2 separate regions of the Mus musculus genome follow, and region 2 is linked to region 1. Evidence: chromatin loops called from intact Hi-C (ENCODE). Cell type or tissue: left cerebral cortex. All regions are shown on one strand. Each heading gives the region's core, and the rest is flanking DNA. Links, peaks and the distances in the headings are about the cores only.

Evidence for each region. Peaks named below come from ENCODE experiments on the same cell type or tissue, not always from the same donor. Only the 100,000 strongest peaks of a DNase experiment are listed, where the experiment ranks them.
Region 2: it touches region 1 in a loop (20-fold over the local background); 3 of 42 quality-filtered maps call a loop at or near these places.

The regions. Positions count from the first base shown.
Region 1 is chr12:42,477,074-42,485,478 of GRCm38, forward strand. No RefSeq gene overlaps it. Among named protein-coding and RNA genes, the nearest start is that of n-TEctc2, 66 kb to the left of the region's middle. In left cerebral cortex, for the core only: no CTCF peak of the experiment used is centred there; a DNase peak (open chromatin) is centred at 302.
Region 2 is chr12:42,311,477-42,319,881 of GRCm38, forward strand. No RefSeq gene overlaps it. Among named protein-coding and RNA genes, the nearest start is that of n-TEctc2, 99 kb to the right of the region's middle. In left cerebral cortex, for the core only: no CTCF peak of the experiment used is centred there; a DNase peak (open chromatin) is centred at 4,433.

The sequences.
Region 1 (8,405 bases), core at 171-8,170:
AACTTTATCATCCAGGAATAAGGGGAAAACACTATTTTAAAAGTTATTATTTAAGAAGAAATTAAACAGCTGGCTTTATTACCTTGTTCCAATTTTTAAACAGAATGGCATGGTTCAATATTAAAGGAGTCATATATTTTTTTCTACAAAACACATTTTACATTAAGAACCTCCCCCTGGGTCTAGAAAGTTATTTCATCAGTTAAGAGCATTGGCTTCTCTTCAAGAATACAAGGATTCATTTCTCAGCACCCACGTTGTGACTCACAATTGTCTGTAATTTCAGTCCCAGGGGATCTGATGTCCTAATTTGGATTCTGTAGCCACTGCACCTACCTGGTTGACAGGCATACATACATGCAAGACATCTTTATATAAGACACATAAACAAATCTTTAAAATATAAGAAACTTCCTCTGTTCCTTTTTTCCTTACAGTTTTTCATGTGAGTGGAGCTTGAAGTGAGGTAAATGCAGTTATTGATATTTATAACACAAAATAAATTCAGATGTATTAAAAACATAAATCTTTGTTTCCATCTTTCTCTAGTACTGTTGCTTTTCAGCTTGATTTGGAAGTCATCAGAGCTTATAACACACAGTAATAACAAAGAACATCCAAGGAACTCTCTAGCCTTTATTAACTCCATCACATGGCATCACCTTCCACATCTACAGCACAGCATTGCATCCAGGAATTTAATATTGAAACAATGTACTTATATTTTGCAAGATGTTTTATGTGCTCATTTGAGTGTGTATTGTATATATTCCATTTTGTTACTTGTATAGCACTGTATAACTAAACCAAGATAAAACCAAAAATTCCACAAAAAAAAAAAAAAAATCTGTGTTACATTCTTTTAGTTCTACACTCTACCTGTCTGTCTCCTAACTCCTGGCAATGATCAATGTTATTAATCCATCTCCACAATTTCATCACTTTAAAAATTCCCACAAGTGGCATTATGTAATATGTGACCTTTCAAAACTGGCTTCCTTTGAAACTTTGTAATCTGCAATTCATGCGAGTTGTTCATAGCAACAGTTTATTACTAAGTACCCTTATTCAGTAAGCAAATTAGTTAAACCATTCATCTGGTGGGGAAATTTTCTGTATTATTTTCATTTTTGTTGCAACAGAATGTCTAATATAACACAAAGTAAAGAGAACTTACTTGGTTTCTAGTTTCAGGGCTGTCAGTCTATCATGGCGGGTGTGGCAGAGCAAAACAGCTCACACCACAGAGGCCAGAAAGCAGAGATTGGGACAAGAGGAGCACAGAAAGATTCCCTACATCTCTGCTCCACTAATCTGTTACTTCTACTTAGATGCTATCCAACAACAACACAAAGTAGGGATCAAGCTGCCAGCTCATAATTCCTGGGGGTGTGTGGGAGGTGGGGGCAAGGATTTCATGTCCAAATCAGTACACAGACATTCTACATTTTGTTAGTATAAATAAAGCTGCTACAGATGCTGATCTAAGGCTGCCACACCCTAAAGACACCTTATCTTGTTAAAAAAGGCCTCTTTTGGTTAACAGTTACATGGATTGGAGAAGTATTTTAAAATCAATTTAGTTAGTATATGCAAGTTGTTATATTAAAATAGTTGCACACCTTCATTGTGTATATAACATAATCACTGTTCCTGAAACAATGATAAACGTTTGATTTTCATTTTATTTTCTCATTAGCTGATATCACCCCTTCCTTGTGAGTGAAATGCCCAAAAGCTCCCTCAAAAAGACATATTATGTGAGAGAGTTCTTAGGTTTTTTTTTTAATTTTTTAAAAGAAATTATGTTGATTTTTGTTTTTAAAAGAATATATTTACTGTATTTTTGCATTTTGCTAAATAATGAGGTATTCATATATAAATATTATGTAAAAGGGAAATCATAGAGGCTGGATAAAGAAAACAGCTGGAAGCAGCATATTCTCTATAAAGAGAAAATATGAGGATAACTGAACATAAAAGTGGGAAGATGGAGAAAGACATCAATTCAGACTTAGCAAGTGTCAGACAAGAAATGACAGCAAAGAAAAGAAACTACAGTGAGAGTGGTGTATGAGACAGAAAATGTGTGGTGTGGTTTGGCTGACATCGTGACAGTGGAAATCAGCAGTCTCTCCTTTGGATAGGTTTTTGACAGCCAATGCCATCTGGAATGATGAAGGCAGGGCAAAAGGATAGTTGTGAACACTACAGGGTACATCAGACACTGCTGTGTGCAGGCAGGAATGAGAGAAGAAACTGGGAGAGAACTTCTGTAAGAGAACCAGAGAATTACTGAAAATAGAGCTATGAAAGGCAGAGTCAAAAAAATACAATTAAAGGCAAATTTAGTGATGGAGAGAGAATTGGAGACAGTTTGGTAAAATAGTCAAAAGTCAGATTATAGGGAAATAACAATTCTATCAGTTCAAAGAAGGCCATTCTCAATCCTTGTGGAAATCAAAGACATATTTAGGCCAAGAGAATATGCTATTTTTCTTATTTTTGACTCCATGTGAATTCTGAAGTGTGACCTATCATGAAGAATGCTGATAACTAGAATGATGCATTCAAACTGTCTTGCCCAATTTGAGGATTAACTCTGAGTTTCAGTTATTTACAGCATCTCATGTGTACAGTCACAGGTTACCTATAGTTAGGTGTTTATTTATAACTGTAAAGGTGTTGTTCTGGACAGGACCATGAAATAAAGAAAGCCCTTGGTATAGATGGTCAGATAAGAACCAAGACATTAAGGCCTGGGGAAACATGGCTTCTGCTTTCAATGCTGCCTTGCTTTTATTTCTGTTGCTGTAAGGAAAGATCTAAAAACAACAACAAAAAGCAACCCAGAGGAAGAAGCCCTTAGTTTAGTTCACAGTTCCAGGTTATAGTTTGTCATTGTAGGGATGTCAACGAACCAGCTGGTCACACCACAGCCACAGTCAAAAGCAGCTAGAAATGAAAACACTATTACTGTCTGCTTGCTTCCTGCTTAGCAGGCTTTCTTCTTTCTTACATAGTGGAGAAACTGACTAGGGAATATTCACAGCAGTGGTTTGGGTTTTCTTGTGTCAGCTAAGGCAATCATGTCTGTCCCTCACCAATAGTCCCACAGGCCAACCTGATCTATATAATTCCTCAACTGATACTTTCTTCTCAGGTGATTCTGGGTTGTATCAAGTTGACAACTACAATTAGCTAGCACACATACTTCCTTCATCCTTGTTCTAAGAATAAAACTGTTTGATCTTGAAGATTTAGTGGATCTCACCAGTGAACTTGAACATGCTAATGGTTCAATGAACACTAGACAGTTTTATTTCAATATAAGTGAAAAGAATCATGAGAGCATTGTTGAAATAACTGAGATTTAAAAGACTGAAGAAAATATCACTTTAAGAATTCCCACAAGTGGCATTATGTAATATGTGACCTTTCAAAACTGGCTTCCTTTGAAACTTTGTAATCTGCAATTCATGCAAGTTGTTCATAGCAACAGTTTATTACAAATAGCCTTCTTCAGTAAGCAAAAAGCTCAATTAGTTAAACCATTCATCTGGTGGGGAAATTTTCTGTATTAGTTATTTTCATTAACCTGAGTGAGGTAACCTAATCACAAAAGAACACACATGCTATGAACTCACTGATACGTGAATATTAGACCAGAAGCTCAGAATACACAAGATACAATTCACAGACCTTATGAAGCTCAAGAAGAAGGAAGACCAAAGTGTGGACACTTTGGTCTTTCATAGAAGGGGGAACAAAATACCCATGAGAGGAGATACAGAGAAAAATTGCGGTGCAGAGACCAAAGGAAAGGCCATCCAGAGACTTCCCTATATGAGAATCCATCCCATATACAGTTACCAAGCCCAGAGACTATTGTGAATGCCAACAAGTGCTTGCTGACAGGAGTCTAATATAGCTTTCTCCTGTGAGGCTCTGCCAGTGCCTGACAAATATAGAAGTGGGTGCTCTCAGCCAACCATTGGACTGAGCACAGGATCCCCAATGGAGGAGCTAGAGAAAGGACCCAAGGAGCTGAAGGGATTTGCAGCCCCATAGGAGGAACAACAATATGAACCAACCAGTACGCGCAGAGCTCCCAGGAACTAAGCCACCAACCAAAGAGTACACATGGAGGGACCCATGGCTCCAGCCACATATGTTGGTCATCACTGGAAGGAGAGGCTCCTGGTCAGGTGAAGGCTTGATGCTCCAGTGTAGGGGAATGCCAGGACAGGGATGTGGGAGTGGGTGGATGGTAAGCAGGGGGAGGGATGGTGGTATAGGGATTTTCAGAGGGGAAAAGAAGATAGGGGATATCATTTGAAATGTAAATAAAAAAATGTCCAATAAAATTTTTTTAAAAAGGTTAAAGAAGCATTTCTCTTTGCCATTGATTTTGGAATAAGTGGATATGCATACTTACTATTGATTGGCTGAATCAAAGAGAGGAATATTTGTATATTGGATAAATATATGATGATCAAATACAAAACTATGAATTAAAGTTCCCAATATAATATTAAGGAGAAATATTTCAATATCTTTAATAAAATAAAACAGAGGTTATTATGCACAACAGGCTTTAGGTACAATTTAAGGTAAGAGTGTAATCAGAATAATTCCCTTAACACTTTATTGGAAGATAAGAATTATTTTTTGGGTTATCTCCATTTTTATAATGCTCCAAGAACACTAATTATAGTGTTATAGGTAACTAATAAAATAACTTAGTTTGTGAAAATGTATGTACTACTAATACTCTTTCATATACCCATACATACATGCATGCATGCAGAGTGAGATAAAATTAAAGAAACTACATTTTAGAATAAATCCTACTGAATATCTTCCTACCTCATGATGTTTGCTTCCACCTGAGAGTGTTTGGAATAGTACCAGAGCTATGACCTTCTGTGAGCACATGCACTTCTTTGCATGTGGGGCCTCTGTGGTACAAAAATCTTAGACTTATGTGTCAAGGAAGGAACAATCCATCTTCTGTCTCCGATGCTTGTGCAGACAATGATTCTCAGGAACGATGACTGTTCCTGCAAAATCTGAACAAAACTAGAAATTTTCTTGTTTTTTCACAATTTTATTTTTCTTATTACGTATTTTCCTCAATTACATTTCCAATGCTATCCCAAAAGTCGCCCACACCCCCCCCCCTCACTCCCCTACCCACCCATTCCCATTTTTTGGCCCTGGCATTCCCCTGTACTGGGGCATATAAAGTTTGCCTGTCCAATGGGCCTCTCTTTGCAGTGATGGCCGACTAGGCCATCTTTTGATACATATGCAGCTAGAGTCAAGAGTTCCGGGGTACTGGTTAGTTCATATTGTTGCACCTACAGAGATGCAGATCTCTTTAGCTCCTTGGATACTTTCTCTAGCTCCTCCATTGGGGGCCCTGTGATCCATCCAATAGTTGACTGTGAGCATCCACTTCTGTGTTCGCTAGGCCCTGGCCTAGTCTCACAAGAGACAGCTATATCACGGTCCTTGCAACAAACGCTTGCAAGTGTATGCAATGGTGTCATCGTTTGGAGGCTAATTATGGGATGCATCCCTGGATATGGCAGTCACCAAATGGTCCATCTTTTTGTCTCAGCTCCAAATTTTGTCTCTGTAACTCCTTTCATGGGTGATTGTTTCCAATTCTAAGAATGGGCAAAGTGTCCACACTTTGGTCTTCGTTCTTCTTCAGTTTCATGTGTTTTGCCAATTGTACCTTATATCTCGCTATACTAAGTTTCTGGGCTAATATCCACTTATCAGTTTGTACACAACATTTGAGTTCTTTTGTGATTGTGTTACCTCACTCAGGATGATGCCCTTCAGGTCCAAAAATTTGCCTAGGAATTTCATAAATTCATTCTTTTTAATAGCTGAGTAGTACTCCATTGTGTAAATGTACCACATGTTTTGTATCCATTCCTCTGTAAAGGGGCATCTGGGTTCTTTATAGCTACTGGCTATTATAAATAAGGCTGCTATGAACATAGTGGAGCATGTGTCCTTTTTACCTGTTGGGACATCTTCTGGATATATGCCCAGGAGAGGTATTGTGGGATCCTCTGATAGTACTATGTCCAAATTTCTGAGGAACCACTAGACGGATTTCCAGAGTGGTTGTACAAGCTTGCAATCCCACCAACAATGGAGGAATGTTCCTCTTTCTCCACATCCTTGCCAGCATCTGGTGTCACCTGATCTTAGCCATTTTGACTGGTGTGAGGCAGAATCTCAGGGTTGTTTTGATATGCATTTCTCTGGTGATTAAGGATGTTGAACATTTTTTAAGATGCTTCTCAGCCATTTGGTATTCCTCAGGTGGAAATTCTTTGTTTAGCTCTGAGCCCCATCTTTTAATGGGGTTATTTGATTTTCTGGAGTCCACCCTCTTGAGTTCTTTTTATATATTTGATATTAGTCCCCTATCTGATTTAAGATAGGTAAAGATCCTTTCCCAATATGTTGGTGGCCTTTTTGTCTTATTGATGGTGCCTTTTGCCTTGCAGAAGCTTTGCAGTTTCATGAGGTCCCATTTGTCAAATCTCGATCTTACAGCACAAGCCATTGCTGTTCTATTCAGAAATTTTTCCCCTGTGCCCATATCTTCGAGGCTTTTCCCCACTTTCTCCTCTATAAGTTTCAGTGTCTCTGGTTTTATGTGAAGTTCCTTGATCCACTTAGATTTGACCTTAGTACAAGGAGATAGGAATGGATCGATTCAAATTCTTCTACATGATAACAACCAGTTGTGCCAGCACCATATGTTGAAAATGCTGTCTTTCTTCCACTGGACGATTTTAGCTCCCTTGTCGAAGATCAAGGGACCATAGGTGTGTGGGTTCATTTCTGGGTCTTCAATTCTATTCCATTGGTCTATCTGTCTGTCACTATACCAGTACCATGCAGTTTTTTTTTTTTTTTTTTTTTTAAATCACAATTGCTCTGTAGTAAAGCTTTAGGTCAGGCATGGTGATTTCACCAGAGGTTCTTTTATCCTTGAGAAGAGTTTTTGCTATCTTAGGTTTTTTGTTATTCCAGATGAATTTGCATATTGCTCTTTCTAATTTGTTGAAGAATTGAGTTGGAATTTTGATGGGGATTGCATTGAATCTGTAGATTGCTTTTGGCAAGATAGCCATTTTTACAATGTTGATCCTGCCAATCCATGAGCATGGGAGATCTTTCCATCTTCTGAGATCTTCTTTAATTTCTTTCTTCAGAGACTTGAAGTTTTTATCATACAGATCTTTCACTTCCTTAGTTAGAGTCACGCCAAGATATTTTATATTATTTGTGACTATTGAGAAGGGTGTTGTTTCCCTAATTTCTTTCTCAGCCTGTTTATACTTTGTGTAGAGAAATGCCATTGACTTGTTTGAGTTTATTTTATATCCAGCTACTTCACTGAAGCTGTTTATCGGGTTTAGGAGTTCTCTGGTAGAATTTTTAGTGTCACTTATATATACTATCATATCATCTGCAAAAAGTGATATTTTGACTTCCTCTTTTCCAATTTGTATCCCCTTGATCTCCTTTTGTTGTCGAATTGCTCTGGCTAATACTTCAAGTACTATGTTGAAAAGGTCCCTCTGCCCTCTAGTGAGTCTAGCTAAGGGTTTATCTATCTTGTAGATTTTCTCAAAGAACCGACTCCTCGTTTGGTTAATTCTTTGAATAGTTCTTCTTGTTTCCACTTGGTTGATTTCACCCCTGAGTTTGATTATTTCTTGCCGTCTACTCCTCTTGGGTGAATTTGCTTCCTTTTTTTCTAGAGCTTTTAGATGTGTTGTCAAGCTGCTAGTGTGTGCTCTCTCCAGTTTCTTCTTGGAGGCACTCAGAGCTATGAGTTTTCCTCTTAGAAATGCTTTCATTGTGTCCCATAGGTTTGGGTATGTTGTGGCTTCATTTTCATTAAACTCAAAAAAGTCTTTAATTTCTTTCTTTATTCCTTCCTTGACCAAGGTATCATTGAGAAGAGTGTTGTTCAGTTTCCACTTGAATTTTGGCTTTACCTTATTTATGTTGTTATTGAAGATCAGTCTTAGGACATGGTGGTCTGATAGGATGAATGGGACAATTTCAATATTTTTTTATCTGTTGAGGCCTGTTTTGTGACCAATTATATGGTCAATTTTGGAGAAGGTTCCGTGAGGTGCTGAGAAGAAGGTATATCCTTTTGTTTTAGGATAAAATGTTCTGTAGATATCTGTCAGATCCATTTGTTTCATAACTTCTGTTAGTTTCACTATTTCCTTGTTTAGTTTCTTTTTCCACGATCTATCCATTGAGGAAAGTGGTGTGTTGAAGTCTCCCACTTTTATTGTGTGAGTTGCAGTGTGTGCTTTGAGCTTTACTAACATGTCTTTAATGAATGT
Region 2 (8,405 bases), core at 5-8,004, 170 kb before region 1:
GATTCTATTTCTAATCCCATCTATTAGTCTGTGTCTTTTAAGTGTGGAAATGAGATTATTGATAGTCAAAGTTATTAATGAACAGTGTTTATTTATTCCTATTTTTGTTGTTGTTGTTGTGATATTGATACTCTCTTCCCCTTTTGATTTACTGTTTTTGGATCATACTTATTTCTTGTGCCCTTTTCCATATACTTAACCTCTTAAGACCAGATCTTTCCTTCTAATCCCTTCTATAGAGGTAAATTTCTGTAGATAATACTTAGATTTTATTTTATCATCCAATGGTTTCTTTTTCCCCCCTCTGTTGGTGTAATTAAGTTTTGCTGGATATAGTATTGCTGGTTTGCATCTGTGAACCCTCAGAGCTTGTAGAACATTTGTTTGGTCCCTTATGGCTTTTAAAGTCTCTATTAAACTCAGATGTCATTCTAATGTACCTGCCTTTATATGTAAATTTATATATATTTTCTCCTTGAAGCTTATAATATCCTTTTTTGTTGTGTAAATTTAGTGTTTTCATTATGTATTGTAAGAAAAAAATTTGATTCTGCTTATTTGGTGTCTTGTATGCTTTTTTGGAACCTTTTTTTGTTTAAATTAGGGACATTTCCTTGATTTTTTTTCTTTGAAAAACATGCTTTTTCTCAATCCCTTATACTATTATTCATAAGTGTGGTCTTTTCATACTCCTCCAGATTTCCTGATGTTTTGTGCCTGTCTTTTCTTAGATTTTACAGATTTTACATTTTTTTCCCCACAGAGGTATCCATTTTTTTTCTAGATGGTTTCTCTTTTAAAAAATATCTTGTAATCTGTTGGTGAGATTTCCCTCTGAAATTTTTGTTTGACACCCTAAGTTTTTCGTTTCCAACTTTATTTTGGTTTTGGTTTGCTTTGGTGATTCTTTTTCTTTGTCAAATTCTACTTTCATGTCTTTAAATGTTTTCATTATTTTATTCTACTTATTCTACTTTACCAATGTTCCCTAAAGGATTTATTCATGTTATCCTTACTATTCTTTTTTATTGTTGTTGTTGTTGAATCTTTCAGCTTTATTGGAGTTAGTTCCAGGACAATAGGAAAGGAGTTGTTGACCAGATCCCGAGAGACTCATTATCAGTTGTTATCCTATAATGTGAAACAAACAATTGAGAAGATTATGATTACTGGATACTCGAAGCACACTTCACATCTGTAAGCATACTTATAGGATAAAGAATATAATGTCTGGGTGGCTCAGTTTGCCAGATACTCTTTTAAGTATATTTTTTGAATTGGTTCATTTGAATTAAATATACAAAATGCTACCAGTTTTATTACATATTTTGAGGGTTGTATTATCCTTACTATTCTTGAACCTATTAATAATTACTATTTTGAAGTTCATGACTATGCTTCAGCTAAGCTGTTTTTCTGAGGACATATTGCAATGAGGTTATAGGCTTATGGTGAAGGCATAATGTCTTGGCAGTTCATATTTGTTCATGTTTGTGGGTTTTGCTACTATTTAGTCACCTGGAGTCAGAAGATTTGAAATATGTATTAATATAGATAAATGACCTTCTCTTTCTTAGGTAGATATTCTTCAATTGTTGTTCCCCACTAGGGATCCAAAGCAAGTGGTTGTTGTGGGATTCCTGCTGTTTATTTAACCCAGTGCAGTATAGCCACAGGTAATTCTTGGTAGACAGCATTACAGCAAGTTGTAGCATGATATAAGGAATAGAGATAAGCCAGAAGAAAAAGAATTTATTGCTCTTGTAGTAAAGGCATCTTGAAAATTCATACATATATTTTTGTTTGTAAGTAGTTTTCATTTCTGGTTGGTCAGTACCTAAAGAAGAAAGATATGGAGTGTGGTCAGTAAATGCCCAATTTTAGAAGAATTTCACCTGCTTTTCATTTTCCGTTTTCTTCCATCATTGTATGCAGTTTCTAGATATGATCCTAGTACCGGGAGCATACAGAGAGCATACAGAGAGCATACAGAGAGCATACAGAGAGCATACAGAGAGCCCTTTAAACTTTAGCTATTTGAGTGAGTGTATAGTAGAATGGACTCTCATATTAATTTTTTCATAGTGACTAATTATGTTAGACATCATCCCTACCCTTATTGTCATTGGATATTATCTTTGGCAAACTTTCTGTTGAGATCTTTTGCTCATTTATTTTAATTTCTTAGTTAGATCAGAATGTTCTTTATATATGTTGCATCCAAGTCATTTATTAAATATGTGATTCATAAATCTCTTCTAGGCTGTGGCTTATTTTTCATTATAATAAGGTCTTTTGAAGAGATACATTTTTAAATTTTGAATTCAAATTTAAGGTTACTTCTTCCTTTGAATTGTGATTTTTAACAATTTTTTCTGAGAAGTCTTTGCTGTCATAATCCTATGAGACATTTTAGATTTTAAGTCCAACCTATAGGTGCACAATCTATTTTAAATGAAATACATTTCCACAGGTAGATATCTTTCCTTTTGTTAGTTTTTAGAGTGTAATGTTATTTCAAGTTTATTTCATTTTTTTTGTGTATGAATGTTTTGCCTGATGTATTTTATATACCATGTGTGTGCAGAATCCAGAAGATAATGATGAATGTACTAGAATTGTAGTTAAAGACAATTGTGGACTGCCATGCAAGTGCAGAGAATTGATCTTAGGTCCTCTGTGAGAACAACTAACACTCTTATCCATTGAGCCATTTGTCTAGGTCTTAGATGGTAGAATTTTAAATGAATGCTGGATATGCATGTTTCTAATGATTTATTCAGGTTTCTTGAATATTGTTTTTTCCTCCCTTTGTAGTTTGAGATGATGAGATACATTTATTTTTCAAATATTTAACTATTCTGAGACTGAAAATTAATCCAAATCCATGATGATATATGAGAATTTATGTATTATTGAATTGGATTTGCTAAAGCATTACATCTTTTGCACTGGTGTTTCATTTTCTTATGTAATTAAAAAAAACAGGAAAGGGTATAACACTTGAAATGTAAGTAAAGGAAATATCTAATTAAGAAAAAAAAACTGAAAACACACACCTTTGGTAGAGAGCTCAACTTTTAACTCATCTATGAGTGTCAGCATTTTGAGAATCAAAAGAAAGAAGGTAAAATAGAACCAATTTAACCTAATTAAGGGACCAAGAAATCTCTCTATGTATTGATACCTATGTAGTAATAACAGGTGGGAATAACAATTCTATTTATGTATTGATTGCTATGTATCAATAACATCTGAGTAGTTTCAGAATGCTGAACTCAAAATCAAGAATCATAGTAAAGAGAAAACTCATACAGAAAGTCACTAGTTTCATTAAAAAGCAGTTATCAGAGAATATCCAACCAATATCATTAATCAGAGAAACAATTTGAAGAGATTATTATTAAATAATGCTAACATTTTCAAAAGGAAAAGTGTGTGTGTGTGTGTGTGTATGTGTGTGTGTGTGTGTGCGTGTGTGTGTGTGTGTGTGTGTGTGTGTGTGTGTGTGTGTGTGTGCATGTGTGTACTTGTACTGTGTGAAGGACAGAAGAGGGCATTTAATTTCTCAGAATTGGAGTTATAGGCATTTGTGTGTCACGATCCATGGGCATGCTGGGAGACAAACTTGGGTCTTCTGCAAGACCAGAATATGGTTTTAAGTGTCACATCCTATTTTTCTATCCCTAGCATATTTGTTCTTAAGAGGTTTTGATTTGTAGACTATTAAAATCATTTTTCTTTTATGATCAGTATTATTGCTACTTAGACTGCATGGACAATTTTTATTCAATTCTGCTAATATTGATTTTGAATTATTTTTATTTTTTAATATTCTGCTTGTTATTACCAATGATAACCATGTGGGCCAGCACTTACTGTGGAAAGCACTTTAATCAAGAAATCAATTTCCTTGATATCCACTGTTCTGTCTGTCCTATATTATTCTTCTTATGTTGTTACTGGAAAATTATTTCTTCCAAGAGCTTGCCCATATCTCCTAGGTTATTGATTCTTTATTTTTTATTTTAACTTGTACTTTGGTTTAATTTTCTTTCTTTTCTACTTTTTTATTAGATATTTTCTTTATTTACATTTCAATTGTTATCTACTTTCCTCATTTCCCCTCTGAAACCCCCCTATCCCACTGCCCCCCCCCACCAACCCACCCACTCCCTCTTCCAGGGTATGCACTCACTGGTAAGTGGATATTAGCCCAGAAACTCAGAATACTCAAAATACTATTTACAGGTCATATGAAGCTCAACAAGAATGAAGACCAAATTGTGGGTGCTTCGGTCCTTTTTAGAAAGGTAGACAAAATACTCATGGGAGCACATATGGTGACAAAGTGTGGAGCAGAGACTGAGGAAAGGCCATTTAGAAACTGCCCCACCTGGGGATCCATCCCATGTACAGTTACCAAACCCAGACATTATTGTGTATGCCAACAAGTGCTGGCTGACAGGAGCCTGATATAGCTGTTTCCGGAGAGACTCTACCAGTGCCTGACAAATACAGAAGTGGATGCTCACAGCCAATCAATGGACTGAGCACAGGATTCCCAACGGAGGAGCTAGAGAAAGGACCCAAGGAGCTGAAGGGATTTGCAGCCCCATAGGAGGAACAACAATATGAACGAATCAGTATCCCCAGAGCTCCCAGGGACTAAACCACCAACCAAAGAGTATACATGGAGGGACCTATGGCTCCAGCCGCATATGTAGCAGAGGATGGCCTTGCCTTGCTGGACATTAATTTTCAAAATTTTTTTTTATCATTTTAGTATCTTTGCAATCTGTCATTTGTATGTGCTTGCTTTTTATTCTTGCTAGAGGCTTATGAATTTTGTGGGGTTTTTTGTTTTGTTTTGTTTTGTTTTGATTTTGTTTTTGTTTTTACAAATAACTAGATTTCAGCATAAGTGATTTATCTTTATTATATGCCTTTGCCTCTATTTTGTCATTGCACCTAGATTTTTTTCTCCTTACACACTGTAGTTTTTCTTCTTTAGAAGTTGTTTTTGTCTTTTTCATTTCATCTGTTTCTTTGTTCAATATTTTCTTGAACAGTTATTAAAATTGAATTATCCTACCCATACTGATTATTTACATATATTGTCTTAGTTATTTTTATTATTGTTGTAATAAGATACCATGACTTTGGCAACTTATAAAACAAAGTGTTTAATTTGGGACTTCAAATTTCAAAGTGTGAGAGTCCATGATGGCAGACCAAAGTCATGGTGGCAGGAACATCTGAGAGCTTACATATTGATCTGAAAGATAAAGAAAAGGAGGAGGGAGAAAGGGAGAAGTGGAGAGAAGAAAGAGAGAGGGGGAGAGAGATTGGAAATGGATGGAACCTTTCAAAACATCAGTCTGATCTTTTAAAAAGCTATAGCTCTATTGACATACCTCCCCCCACAGTACCACAATGCCTAATCTTTCCAATATAGTTCCATTAAGTGGGGGCTAACTTTACAAAGATATGAGCCTATGGTGGGCATTCTTATTCAAACTACTACATATATGTTACAATTTATTGGTTTTTATTTTCTTTTTTTTTCTATTTTTTATTAGGTATTTAGCTCCTTTACATTTCCAATGCTATACCAAAAGCCCCCATACCCCCCTACTCCCCTACCCACCCACTCCCCCTTTTTGGCCCTGGCATTCCCCTGTACTGGGGCATATAAAGTTTGCAAGTCCAATGGGCCTCTCTTTGCAGTGATGGCCGACTAGGCCATCTTTTGATACATATGCAGCTAGAGACAAGAGCTCCGGGGTACTGCTTAGTTCATGTTGTTGTTCCACCTATAGGGTTGCAGTTCCCTTTAGTTCCTTGGGTGCTTTCTCTAGTTCCTCCATTGGGGGCCCTGTGGTCCATTCAATAGCTGACTGTGAGCATCCACTTCTGTGTTTGCAAGGCCCTGGCATAGTCTCACAAGAGACAGCTATATCTGGGTCCTTTCAGCAATATCTTGCTAGTGTATACAATGGTGTCAGCGTTTGGAAGCTGATCATGGGATGGATCTCTGGATATGGCAATCACTAGATGGTCCATCCTTTCGTCACACTTCCAGATTTTGTCTCTGTAACTCCTTCCATGGGTGTTTTGTTTCCTACTCTAAGAAGGGGCAAAGTGTCCACACTTTGGTCTTTGTTCTCTTGAGTTTAATGTTTTTAGCAAATTATATCTTATATCTTGGGTATCTTAAGTTTCTGGGCTAATATCCACTTATCAGTGAGTACATATTGTGAGAGTTCCTTTGTGATTGGGTTACCTCACTCAGGATGATGCCCTCCAGGTCCATCCATTTGGCTAGGAATTTCATAAATTCATTCTTTTTAATAGCTGAGTAGTACTCCATTGTGTAAATGTACCACATCCTGCAATACCTCTCCTGGGCATATATCCAGAAGATGTCCCAACTGGTAAGAAGGACACATGCTTCACTATGTTCATAGCAGCCTTATTTATAATAGCCAGAAGCTGGAAAGAACCCAGATGCCCCTCAACAGAGGAATGGATACAGAAAATGTGGTACATTTACACAATGGTTTTTCTTGTCAAATAGTTTCTTGGGTTTCTTTTAGTATGGTAATTTTTATTGGATCAGGTGAATTGCATTGTTTTGAATATAATTGGCCCCATTGACCAATCATGAGAGTGTCACTATTAGGAGGTATGAACTTGTTGGACTAGGTGTGGCTTTGTTGGAGAAAGTGTGTCATTTGGTTTAGGCTTTGAGTTGTGAGATGCTCAAGCTAGGATCTGTGTCCCACTCTCCATCCTTGCTGCCTACTGATCTGGATGTAGAACTTTTTCCAGCTCCATGTCTGCTTGCATGTAACTTTGCTTTCCATCATGACAAAGATGGAGTAAACCTTTGAAACATAAACCAGCACCAATTAAATGTTTCCTTATAAGAGTTGCCATGGTCATGACATCTAATCTAAGCAATAGAAACCCTAACATACATAATTTTAATGTTGTATTTTTTTCTGGTAGAATTTAACATGAAGAATGTTTTTATTTATTTATTTTCATAATGCTTTTATTGATTATTTGGGAATTTCACATCAGGAGCACTGAGCATATTAATTGCCCAGTCCTCTCAGACCCTCCCAGTGGCTAGCCTCTTAGAAAAACTGAGTCCTTACCCACCCTCACTGCTTGCCAGAAGCCATCAATTGTAAGGTGCTACACTCTAGTGCCCTTAACAAGTTTTTAAAGAGTTCTCTTTGATGGCTTTCTGCCTAGGCTGTGACTTTTTGGCAGGGTGGGTCAGATGGGAGTAGGGGTTGTCACAGAAGCCTTTGATGTTTTGACCATGATTATGTTACATAAAATCATTTGCTCCTCTTTGATTGCAACTCTCCTTTAGGCCAGACAATATTAAAATCTAGATTATTACAGGTAACTATTTTTTCCCACTAATGAGGTGAGGAGAAACCATCCGTAACATTTTTACTAAAATAAATAACTATCTAAATAAACAAAAGCAAGCACCAATAACCTGCTGCACTGTTCTCCAGCATGAGGTGATGAGCCTCAATTCATTTCTAGCAGATTTCCCATCTTTTCCGGTTTTCGTTTGAAAGTGATCCTTTAATTATGAGAATAATTTTCTAAATATTTTCAGAGTCTAAAAGGCCTAAGATAGTGAATACTATTATTAAGTAAATCTGAATATGGGGCTAGGTTAGTTCTTTCTAGAGGAGGATTTAGGGGGGAAGAAATGAGTTTGATTTTACTGGTTTCTAAAAATTGTTATTTTTAGTTAGAACATATATTGAAATTACTTACGACACTTTAGAATTCTAATATTCCTTGCTTATATTCATTCTTGTGTTACCATCTTTGTCTTTCATTTCTATTCTTTGGACATATAAACAATGGTGAGAGTTTACTTTTGAATACCCCGAATTTGAAACACTTCAATAAAAGTTGTCTATGAGAATTTGCATTTTTACAATTTAGAAAGGAACTCTGGGCCAAAATTATGCATGTAACTTTCACAGATAATAGTTTAAACTGTGAGATTGTCTGGTTGTACTTTCAGATCTCATAATTATTAGGAGTTTACCACCATTCTTTAATTTATCCCCTGTAATGGATCAAGTATGTTATCAAAAACAGTTTAGTGAAGGCCTTTCTTGTTTGCCTCTTACCAAACCACAGCAAATCTACCTACCTATCTATCTATCTATCTATCTATCTATCTATCTATCTATCTATCTATCTATCATCAATCATCTGTATATTATTTATCACCTGCCATAGAACTCTTGCTTTTGAAAACTGTTTAACAGTGGTCCAAATGCCAAAAATAAAATCAAGGTTAAAACTGTAAGCAATCTGCACAATAATATTTATAAAATTTTGTAAATATCAACTCT